2 separate regions of the Mus musculus genome follow, and region 2 is linked to region 1. A link is a loop called in an ENCODE intact Hi-C map of the cell type or tissue named here. Cell type or tissue: gastrocnemius. All regions are shown on one strand.

Region 1 (5,000 bases):
ATGAGGCCATGTTTGAAGCCTTCTGAGATTAACACAGACATCCCTTTGGGGGCACATGCAGCTCATGACAGCAAGGCTGAGGGACACGCAGCGCAGAAACTTTTCCTGTACCCTGTTCCTCAGACCACCTTCCGCAGGAGCCATCTTCCTTCAACACACAGCGTTCTTGACAGGGAAAACTGTTCAGTGGAGGGAGGGTCCATTTAGAAGCTTCAGTGTCCCTGGCTCCTCTGCTCACCCAACCTCAGCCTCTGAACTTCTGGTGGGAAAGAATGTATCCCAGAAGAAACAATTGTCATGAGGAGAGTCAAGCTCTGGGGTCTCTCTTGAGGTGTCCCTCTGAGTAAAGCAGTCTGTCCCTTGGGGGTCTTAAGCTTGCTCATGTGTCAAACTGCCCACAGGTGTGGCTAGCACCTTCCCTGCTAGTACCTGCTGCTGCATGCAGCCTGTTCCCCGGGGAGGGGGGTGAGTTTATGGGGTGCACACTGATTTCCAGGCATGAGGAACTGCACACACACTCTTCCCCCAGCCTGCCCTACTCTAGACTATCATCAGCAAGGGCACTAAGTCTTTCTGGGAGCCTTTTCTTCAAGGCTGATTCCCAGCAGCCCTGAAGATCACTCTGTGATGGTCCAGGCGACTTAGGAACCACCCGTGCGTTGTGTGTGGAGAGTCTGAGGTGTTCGTGGGGCTGAAGGAGCCCTTGTTAATTACCAAGAAATGACCAGGAGGCCCGGGCCCAAAGCTCTGACCTTGAAAGGGCAATGGAATCGAACTAAAACCCTGTAGCAGACCTAGGACGACCCTGACTTCTGTTTCTGAGCCAAGGCTGAGGGCTGGATGTGGTCTGAAGGCAGAGGGCTCTCTTTGCTGGAGGCCTTAGGCTCCTCCCGGCACACAGGAAAAAACAACCTGGGCCATTCTGGGCCATTCATTCGAGCTGTTTGTACGTGCAAATATTTATTATTATTATTATTATTAAACGTCCACTTCCTGTGCCCGAGGCCATCTCCTCCATCCCTCTTTCCAGCCTCTCTGTCCAGGACCAGAGTCATAACTGTTTGCATTTGGGCTAATAACGACCTGGGAGTTTGGAGGTGGATATGGGCAGGACTGTAAACTTTAATTAGCCTGGTGAGATTAACATCGTAGCAGGGGACTGGAGTGGGGGCCTCCTTCCGAGCTCTCTGATCCCAGTAGACACCCCCCTCCCGTGAAGGGCACCCCATACAGGATGTGCAGAGGACCGCACAGCAAGGCTTACACGTGCTGAGTTAATCTTTATTCGCCTCGAAGCCGAGTCAGGCTTCAAAGAGCCCTGGGTCGAATTGCTGTCCCTCTGGCTCCACAGTACTCGCTGGCTTCCTCCTTGCAGAAACCTCAAGCAGAAAACTCAGGGACTGGGCTGTGTGACCTTGAGCCGGTTACTCACCCTCTCAGGGAGGGGAGGCTAAGTGGGAAGGTTCAGGACAAATGCTGCGGAATCTAGGAAGCTAAACCCTACTGGGTGGCCGAATTCTTACTGCCTGGCTGCCTAGCCTGGGGGGTCACACGTTCAGGAAGGGCTGAGGATTTTCTGGTCTCCATCTGGCTTAGTATTGAGAGCATTCAGCGGCTCGGGGGCTGTTTCCACCAGCGTCCCCAGGAAATTGGCCTTCCCGAGAATGAAGTCATCTGCTTCTCTTTTATTTATTTATTTTTGTCGCCTTTTTCTCCTTCAAGCATGAGCCCCTGGGCCTGTGCGGCCCCTCTCCACGGCTGTCGCGGGAGAAGGGGCTCTGAGAATAGGTGGGACCCCGGGGTGCCACGCGCCGTCCTGGGACTGGCCGAAGGTGAGCTCCCGGGCGGCCAGGGCGAACAATAACAGTAAATAACGCTGCCTCGTCAGCGTCATAAAAACGGAAACGCTTCCACTGTGTTTTAATAAGCGTCGCCCATCAATCTGCCTCCCTGCCGGCCGCGGGCACCGGGGAGGGTGCGGGAGGGGGACGAGGGGGCGCGAGCGGCCGGGGTCACGCGCACCAGCCGAGCCGAGAGGCGGCCGAGCTGAGTAACTCCGTTGCCATGGCGACGTGGCCGCAAGGAACAGGAAGCAGCAGAAATAGCAGCCGCCGCGGCGCGGCCCCTCCCCCCGCGAGCCCGTTGCCACGGCGACCGGACGGGAGCGAGGCTGCGCGGGCGGCCTCCTGCTCAGCCGACTGACGCATGCGCAGTACGGCGCGCGGGTGGGCCTCGCCCTACAGCTCCCGGGGTGGCCCGTGGAGACCAGTGCTACTCGGGGGTCGGTGTCTGCTTTGGGAGCCTTCTCGCCTCGGCTTCTGGCAAAGGCAGTGCTTTCCAAGCATGCAGCGGGCAGGGACGTGGTCACCGGAGTCCCCGACCTGTTCTGAGTGACAGCAGAGCCGGGTCCAGGCTTCCCTCGCCGTGGATGGGGCACCTGGTGACGTCCAGGATGCCTCCTCCTCTTGGTCCCCATCTCCACGTGTCCCTTTGCCAGATAGAACCTGCATAGAACACAGAAGCCCTGGCACCCTCCATGTCCCCTCTTGTGCCAGAAAACAACGTTCTTTCCTCCACACCCCCCAAGTTGAGGGAAGCCTAGATGTTTCATAACAAAAGCCCTCCCCCACACCCCATAATAGCTTGTTTATGTGGAAGCGGCTGCAGCCTTGGGGGTCTGAAGCTGGTGTGTGTGTATGTTTGTTACAGGGACACACGTGATTATATCTGAGGCCGTTTGTGGAGAATTTTCTTCTCTGTAGATTCTGTTTGGTTTGTTTTTAATAAGGGTCAGAGGTCTGAGCTTCTGTGGGGAAGGGGGAAGGGTCACCTCGGATGGCCAGGCCAAAGGGTCCCAGGGGGACAGGTCACGGGGCCTGCAATGCTAGCAGAGGCCAGCAGCTAAAGCTGCTCCATCTGGCTCTGTTCCTGGCGGCAGGCAAGCACAGGCAGCCAGCAGGATGCTCCCTTGAGTGGAGCCCCAGAGGGGGACACCCTGGAACGGAGACTGGTCTCCCTGGGCAGGACAGCTGTCATTTCTCAACTGTCCAAGAGAGAGAGAAGGGAGCTGCTGCTGGCTGGGTCTTTCTACAGCACTATCAATGGCGGGCTTGTGTATGCCGCCTTCAGGTTGGCTGTGTGAAATGAAGGGAGCCTTGAACTGCTTCCGAGTCCTGGCCAGCCAGCCCAGTGTGTGGACCGAGGGCTACAGGCTACATAAGAGCATTTCCACTCAGGACAGCCTAGCTCTGTGTGTCTTTCCCTCCTTCCTCACCCTGTAGACATGGCAGGGGCGGGGGGGGGGGGCTGCTTACCCTGAAGGAGAGCCTGCCTGGTGTCCAAAGACAATGCATCCACCATAGAGATCCTGGGGTCACAGTTAACTCTTTTTTAGGGGAAGCTGTGGAGATGTGGGGAGGAAGGAGCAGAGAGACTGGGCTGTAATTCAGAGAAGGTCCCTGTCCTTGAGGCCAAAGCAGACTGAGACCTGAGATGACAAAGCAGGCCCTCGTGGCTTGTGACTGTCCCTGGAGGGAGATGGGTGCTCAGAATCCGACGTCTATTTACTGCAGCTGGAAGGGGTTCCTTCGCTGTCCCCTGGTCCCTGAGACCTAGGCTGACTGTGTCCAGAGGCTATAGGCTTCAGGGGTTAAGAAGCAAGGAGGTGGGCCTTGGCTCTGCTACTAAAGCCCCGTGGAATCAGAGGCAGGCCCCGTACCTTCCTTGGGCTTCAGTTTTCCCATCTGGCAAACAGGAAGAGGGTCAAGGCAGCTACTGACTGCCTCATAGTTGACCCAGTCAGTATTTCTGAGGTCTGAATGTCCTATACCGCCAATGGTATCTTAGGTCAGGCTCAGGGATAGTGGCCCAGAGGAGTGAAGTCACTCCCCAGGAAAAGCTAGAAGGTAGCACAGGCACCTGCCACACCCGCAGGAGAGCAGGGATCACGCTGTGAGTGCTACAGTCACAAGTCAGCACCCCCCTCAGCCCTTCTCATTTTGGTGGCTCCATCCAGAGCCTTCCCTTTGTATAGAGTTGGGACACCCATTCCTCCTTTCTGAGGTTAGCAGAGGGACTAGAACTCTCCGTGGTGTCTGCTAACTGTCATGAGTGAAGGGTGACCGGGAGGGTAGGTCTCCAAGGATACGTGCTCTGCACACGGCTTTGCAGTCTGCCCCAGAGCTTGAGATCTGTGTGCCTTCTCCCCTGTCCCTTCCTGCAGCTGATATGGCAGGGCTGGGGGTCCTCACTCACTAGGCAAGCGTGTGGCATCCAGATGGTGTGGTTAATCGCGATGGAACCGTAAATCAGCGGTATTGTCCCAGCCTCCCTGCTCTTGGCAGAGCCGTCACCTGGAGGAGGAGCTGGTGTAAGAAGCTCCTGCAGCCCCGCCCACCAGCCCCAAGCTTTGTTCCCAGTCAGTGGCCAGTGTCTGTGTTTGAATACTAGCCCTGTCACTGCCTGTGTGGCTTTGACGAAGCCCTGATCTCCCTGTTAGCCTCAGTTTCTTCATCTATAAAATCCGGGCGATCACAGCGCATGTGGTCCCCAGAACAAGATGAAGTCTCTCATGTGGGCCATTCCTGACTTATAGCTCAGTAGATCCTCCACAAGCTTATAGCTCTATAGGTCCATCCACAAGCTTGTAGCTCTGTAGGTCCGTCCACAAGCTTATAGCTCTATAGGTCCATCCACAAGCTGCCTCTCACCTCTTGGACCTGTACAGGAACCTGAGAGTCAGAGAAGGAAAGCAAGCTGCCCAATGCCACACAGCCAATTAGCAGAGGAACAGGGCTTAAGCCTGGCAGGCTCGAGTGACACTAAACACCTCGGGTTCCAGTCAGCCCGCCCTCCCCAGCCCCTCTGCCTATGTCGGTAGTGACAGCAGAGCATTGTTAGCCTCGCCTAGAGCCACTGTGCAACCCAGGTCTAAAAAGACGCCTTAATAGGTTCCTAATAAAGCTTCGGGGACGGCGGCTTCCCAGGGCAGGGCCAGGGTC
Region 2 (5,000 bases), 120 kb after region 1:
TCCGTCCAGTCATCCATCTGGCCATCCGCCCCCTACATGTTTACTAGGTTATCCGGGAAGGATTGGTAAGTATTTGCTACGGGGAGGCACCATGTGTGGGATCAACATGAGGCCGCCACCTTCCCCTCCTGCATACCCCATCCCTGTTTCCATCGACCCACCATCGCTGTCCTTTGGAATATGATCAGGAACACTACTAGGTTGGGAGTCAACACTGAACCTGTGCCTGTCATGTGACCTAGGCTGGCCTGGTGAACTCTCTGTGTCTTGGTTGGTCAAGGACAACGACTGGAGCCCTTGTTCTGCCCAGGAGAAGAGGTCCCTGGATTAACAGCATGTCTAGTCTAGGTGAAGACTTGTACTCAGAATGCTGTACAGTCTGCCAAAGGGAAAAGAGGGAACCCTAACCAAGGGTGGCTCAGGGTCGTACAGCTAGGAGGTTAGGAGGTCGGCCTGACCCCAGAGCTTGTGCCTTACCAGGGACCATAGCATCCCAGATAGAAGCTGGCCATGGGGTAAAACTTGGGGTCTCACAGCCTTTTTGTCCTTTCCCCCAGTGGTAGCTCTGGCTGCTAGCCATCCCCAGAAGGCCTCTGTGGGTCAAAACAGCAGCTGCCTTGCATGACCAGCTGGTGACTTCGGCCTCTTGGACATGCCCTAGGCCAGTACAGCAGGCAAGCCTCACTTTAAAAGAGACAGGAGCTCTGCAGTCAGAGGTGGACAGATGGGACAGCCTCGGGAGAAACAGCCATTTCTGGTGTCCTATGCTGTGCCCTTGGGTGGTCCTAGCTTACTAGGTGTGCAATGGGCATGGTGGCTGTTGGAAAGGAGGGCATAATGATAGGACTAAGGGACATATTTGGTGGTTAGGGAGGCGTACAGTGGGGACATGGTCATGATACCCAATGTTCTTCCTGGAGTAATGGCTTAATAAGATATTAGAACAGGAAACCAGGCAATGGTGGTGCATGCCTTTAATGCCAGCACTCAGGTGCCAGGGGCAGGTGGATCTGAATTCGAGATCAGCCAGGTCTACAGAACAAATTTCAGGACAGCCAGGACTACACAGAGAAACTCTGTCTTTGAAAACAAAACAAATACAAAAGATTGGAACAGGCAACTAAGTACAGCACCCTGAGCCCAAAGCCCACCATGGCGGCAGTGTTGTGAACCCAGCACTGGGGTCATGTTATCTATGGACCCCATCATACCTCCTAGGTGGATATGAGTTTCTCCCTACCATAGCTCCACTCTGCCAGGTGGAAGTCTTGGTTACCTGGAACAGGAGGGGAAGAAAAAAAGGGGGCAGGGGAGAAGGGAAGTTACCCCTCCTGGCACAGCACAGGACTCACTAAGTTCAAAGTCACTCCTGCATCGGGTTACAGTGGGGTCTTCCAGCTAGGACCAACAGGCAAGAGGAGTCAGGATTTCTGTATGAGACTTGCCCATAAAGATTCTAACTCATCGTGGAGAGACTTTGGTAGAAAAGTTTTGCACAGGCAGCCAGGACCTCAAAGGGGGCTGCTGGAAGTGGATTGGCAACCCTGGACACCTTGGTGTCTCTTGGCTTGGTGGCATAACGCAGGCTAACTGTGGAGCAGCCCCTGTAGGCTCATGGGAGCCCTACACCCACACCTCACCTGAATCTCACCTCCCGCCTCCCCACAGACACTTAGACAGTCACACAGAGATAAGCAGGGGAGGCAAAGCACAAGGTACTGAGAGGCAGTGGGTTTGACACGTTGCTCGGACAAAATACAGGAGAGAGACCATTCAAGAAAGGAAGGTTTACTCTAGCCCACAGTTTAGGGCTACAACCAGCGGTGGTGGGGGAATCCTGAGAGAGGCATCTGGAGGCAGCTGGTTACATTGTGCTCACTTCAGGGAGCAGGGAGCAGCGCCTGTTGCTGCTTAAGCTTTCTTCTCCTTTTCTTTCAACCATCAGTTACCATGGATCTTCCAGGGCAGCTCACCTAATCCAGATGATCCCTCACAGGTATGTCCAAAAGCGTATCTCCTCCGGGACTCTAGACCCTATCAATATTGCATCTAGAATCAATATAAACCATTGCAGAGGCTTTTGAACAGGTAACTCTGGTAGCCCTAAGGGCTGGACTCCTGGCTTCAACCAGGCAGAGCTCGATAGTACCGGTCCACATTAACTCTTTCCCCTGCTGTCTGTTACCTGTCCCCTTCATCCTAGCCAAAAAAAAAAAAAGCTGGGTACACCTGCCTTTCTTTAAAGCCCCCTTCAGGAAAACCTAGACCAAGACTTGTCATGGGGCAGGAAGGGGGGACGAGGACCTCAAATAGACAGGTTAAAGTCTTACCCCGGTACTCAGAATGTGACCTCAGCTGGGCTTGCCTGTAATCCCAGAAAAGGAGGTAGAGACAGAGAGATCGGTAGTCCAAGGTCATCCTCAGCTACTTAATGAATATGAGGCCAGCCTGGGCTACAGGAGACGCTGTCTCAAAACAAACAAGCAAGCATACAAAAGAACGGCTGTATTTGAAGATGAGATATGCGGTCTGAATGTCACTCCCTACTGTGTCCCTGTTAAACTGTAGTCTCTAATGTGAACGGGATTGAGAAGCAGGGTCCTGGACTGAAGAAATGACTCAGGGGTTAAGAGCACTTGCTGCTCTTTCAGGCGACCAGAGTTTGGTTCCTGGTACCTCAATCCCTGGCTCACGACCACCAGGGACTTTGGATCACTCCACTCCAGAGGATCCAATGGCTTCTGTACTCATATCCACATATCCCTCTCCCCACATACATACACATACTTCAAGTTTTAAAAACGAAGAATGGGTCTCAGAGAGATGGCTCAGCCATTAAGAGCACTGGCTGCTCTTGCAGAGGACCGGGGTTCAAACCTCAACACCTATGTGGAGGCTCACAACCATCTATAAATCCAGTTTCAGGAGATCCAACGCCCTCTACTGGCTTCCATTGATACTGCATGATTCATATACATACATGAGGCAAAACCCTATTAAGCATAAAATTAAACAACAGCAAAAAGTAGTGAGTTCTGGATGTGGGATGCTCAGGCCCCAGCAATGGCCATTGTGAAGGAGGCCACAAGAAGCCTGCTTGGTTCTCTCATAATATTAGATCCCAGCAAGAAAATGAACCCAGAAGAGCAGATCCTCACCATACACAAAGGCTGCTAGCGCCTAGATCTATCTTGCCCTGAGGGAAGCGAAGGTCAGCATCTGTGGTGTGTAAACCACCCTGCCAGTAGTGTTTGTTACAGAAGCACAAACTGAACTGTGGGGTCCTTAACGAGATGCTGTTTTCAAATGGTAAGAGGACCCCGGCAAGAGCCAGGCAGTGGTGGCGTACGCCTTTAATCCCAGCACTTGGGAGGCAGAGGCAGGTGGATCTCCGGGTTCAAGGCCAGCCTGGTCTACAGAGTGAGTTCCAGGACAGCCAGAGCTATACAGAGAAACCCTGTCTCGAAAACAAAACAAAACAAAAAAACAAAAGAGGAGCCCCGGCAGAATTGGGTTTTCCTGAAGGGAGGAACACAGGACACCCACAGAGGAAGGGCCACTGTGTGGAGACAGTGTGGGAACAGCTACCACCTGCAAGTGGTACTGGCTGTCCAGCTCAGGCACTATCCCAGGACCCTGAATTTAGGATGTGCTTCAGTTGTACCCCAGCCCAGACCCCAACTGGAGTCTCCAGAGCCCAAGCCCTTGACTCAAACTGTGTGCCCCCAGGACCCAGAGTGTCTCCTCAGGGATTCTTGCCACTCTCTCTGCTCTCTCCTTCAGCCGTGTTGGAGACCTCTCTGCACTGCCAGCTGGGCACTGCTTCCCAGCTTGTTGCCATCCCTCCTCCCTCCCATCCCTCTTGCCTTCCATCCCTCCTCTTTCTCATCCCTCCTCCCTCTCCTCCCTCTTTCCTCCCATCTCTCCCCCTCCCATCCCTCCTCCCTTCCATCCCTCCTCCCTCTCCTCCCTCTTCCTTCCCATCCCTCCTCCCTCCCATCCCTCCTCCCTCCCATCCCTCCTTCCTCCCATCCCTCCTCCCTTCCATCCCTCCTCCCTCTCCTTCCTCCTCCCTTCCATATCTCCTCCGTCCTATCTCCCATCCCTCTTCCCTCCTCCGTTCCACCCCTCCTCCCTTCCATCCCTCCCCCTTTGAAGGTTCTCCTGCTGGCTCCACACATACTCACATGCACAGACCCCACCCCTACCTCCTCACCCCCTCCAGGCAGGCCCTCTAAGTACTCTCTACAGATTCTCTTAAGGCCTACAGCAAACCAGATGCAGCATGCCCTTGGAGAGACCATGTCCTCCATCTTCATCAACATCACAGCAGGGTGAAGGTGACAGCTACCTGCCTATGCTGAGCCTGATGCCATGAGCCATGGGAGCGTCTCCCCTGCCCCTGCATCAGGGCCAGCATGATCTCTAGTTTATACATGAGGATCCAGGGCACAGAGAGGTAGGAGCTCTGCCTAAGGACACACAGTAGTTAAGTGTAGACTGGATTCCTCCTAGGCCTTAGGACAGGCTCCCCCCCCCCCAACCCCCAGAAGCAAAACTCATGGAAGAGGTATGAGTCTCAAGTGATACAGCCAACACAGGCCCTTCCCTGAGGGCAGGTAGTAGGCTAGCACCATTGAGAAGATAGAACATCAAGATTGGCTTGTGGGGCATTTTCTTAGTGATTGGTGTCATAGGCCCAGCACACTGTGGGTGGTGCGACCCCTGAGCTGTAAGAAACAGACTGAGCAAGAGATGAGGAACAAGCCAGCAGGCAGCACTCCTCCATGGCCTCTGCGTTGGTTTCTGGCTCGAGTTCCTGCCCTGGCTTCCCTCAGGGATGGAGTGTGATTAATAATAGACCTGTCCCTCCCCAGGTGCCTTTTGGTCATGGTGTTTATCATAGGAATCGAAAGCTAACTAGGGTAACCTCAAAGATCTCTGCCCTGGAGAGAGAAGATGCTGAACACAGTACCCGGTGGAGCCAAGAACAAGGCAGA

The links. Peaks named below come from ENCODE experiments on the same cell type or tissue, not always from the same donor. Only the 100,000 strongest peaks of a DNase experiment are listed, where the experiment ranks them.
Region 2: a loop joins it to region 1, with 1.9 times the contacts of the local background. A loop is called at or near these places in 1 of 42 quality-filtered maps.

Annotation. Positions count from the first base shown.
Region 1 is chr2:30,656,486-30,661,485 of GRCm38, forward strand. Gm14486 (predicted gene 14486) reads right to left here. Exons shown (of 4, transcript NR_136917.1): 3 at 3,315-3,400; 4 at 1,679-2,504. Among named protein-coding and RNA genes, the nearest start is that of Gm32316, 3.1 kb to the left of the region's middle. In gastrocnemius, a CTCF peak has its summit at 2,907; DNase peaks (open chromatin) are centred at 435, 1,595, 2,126, 2,897 and 4 more places; H3K4me3 peaks cover 1,658 bases; H3K27ac peaks cover 4,250 bases.
Region 2 is chr2:30,773,219-30,778,218 of GRCm38, forward strand. It overlaps Gm39783 (a long non-coding RNA gene), which reads left to right. Exons shown (of 4, transcript XR_001783261.2): 2 at 1-65; 3 at 1,946-1,996. Among named protein-coding and RNA genes, the nearest start is that of Gm39783, 4.2 kb to the left of the region's middle. In gastrocnemius, a CTCF peak has its summit at 2,944 (motif pointing left); a DNase peak (open chromatin) is centred at 602; H3K27ac peaks cover 928 bases.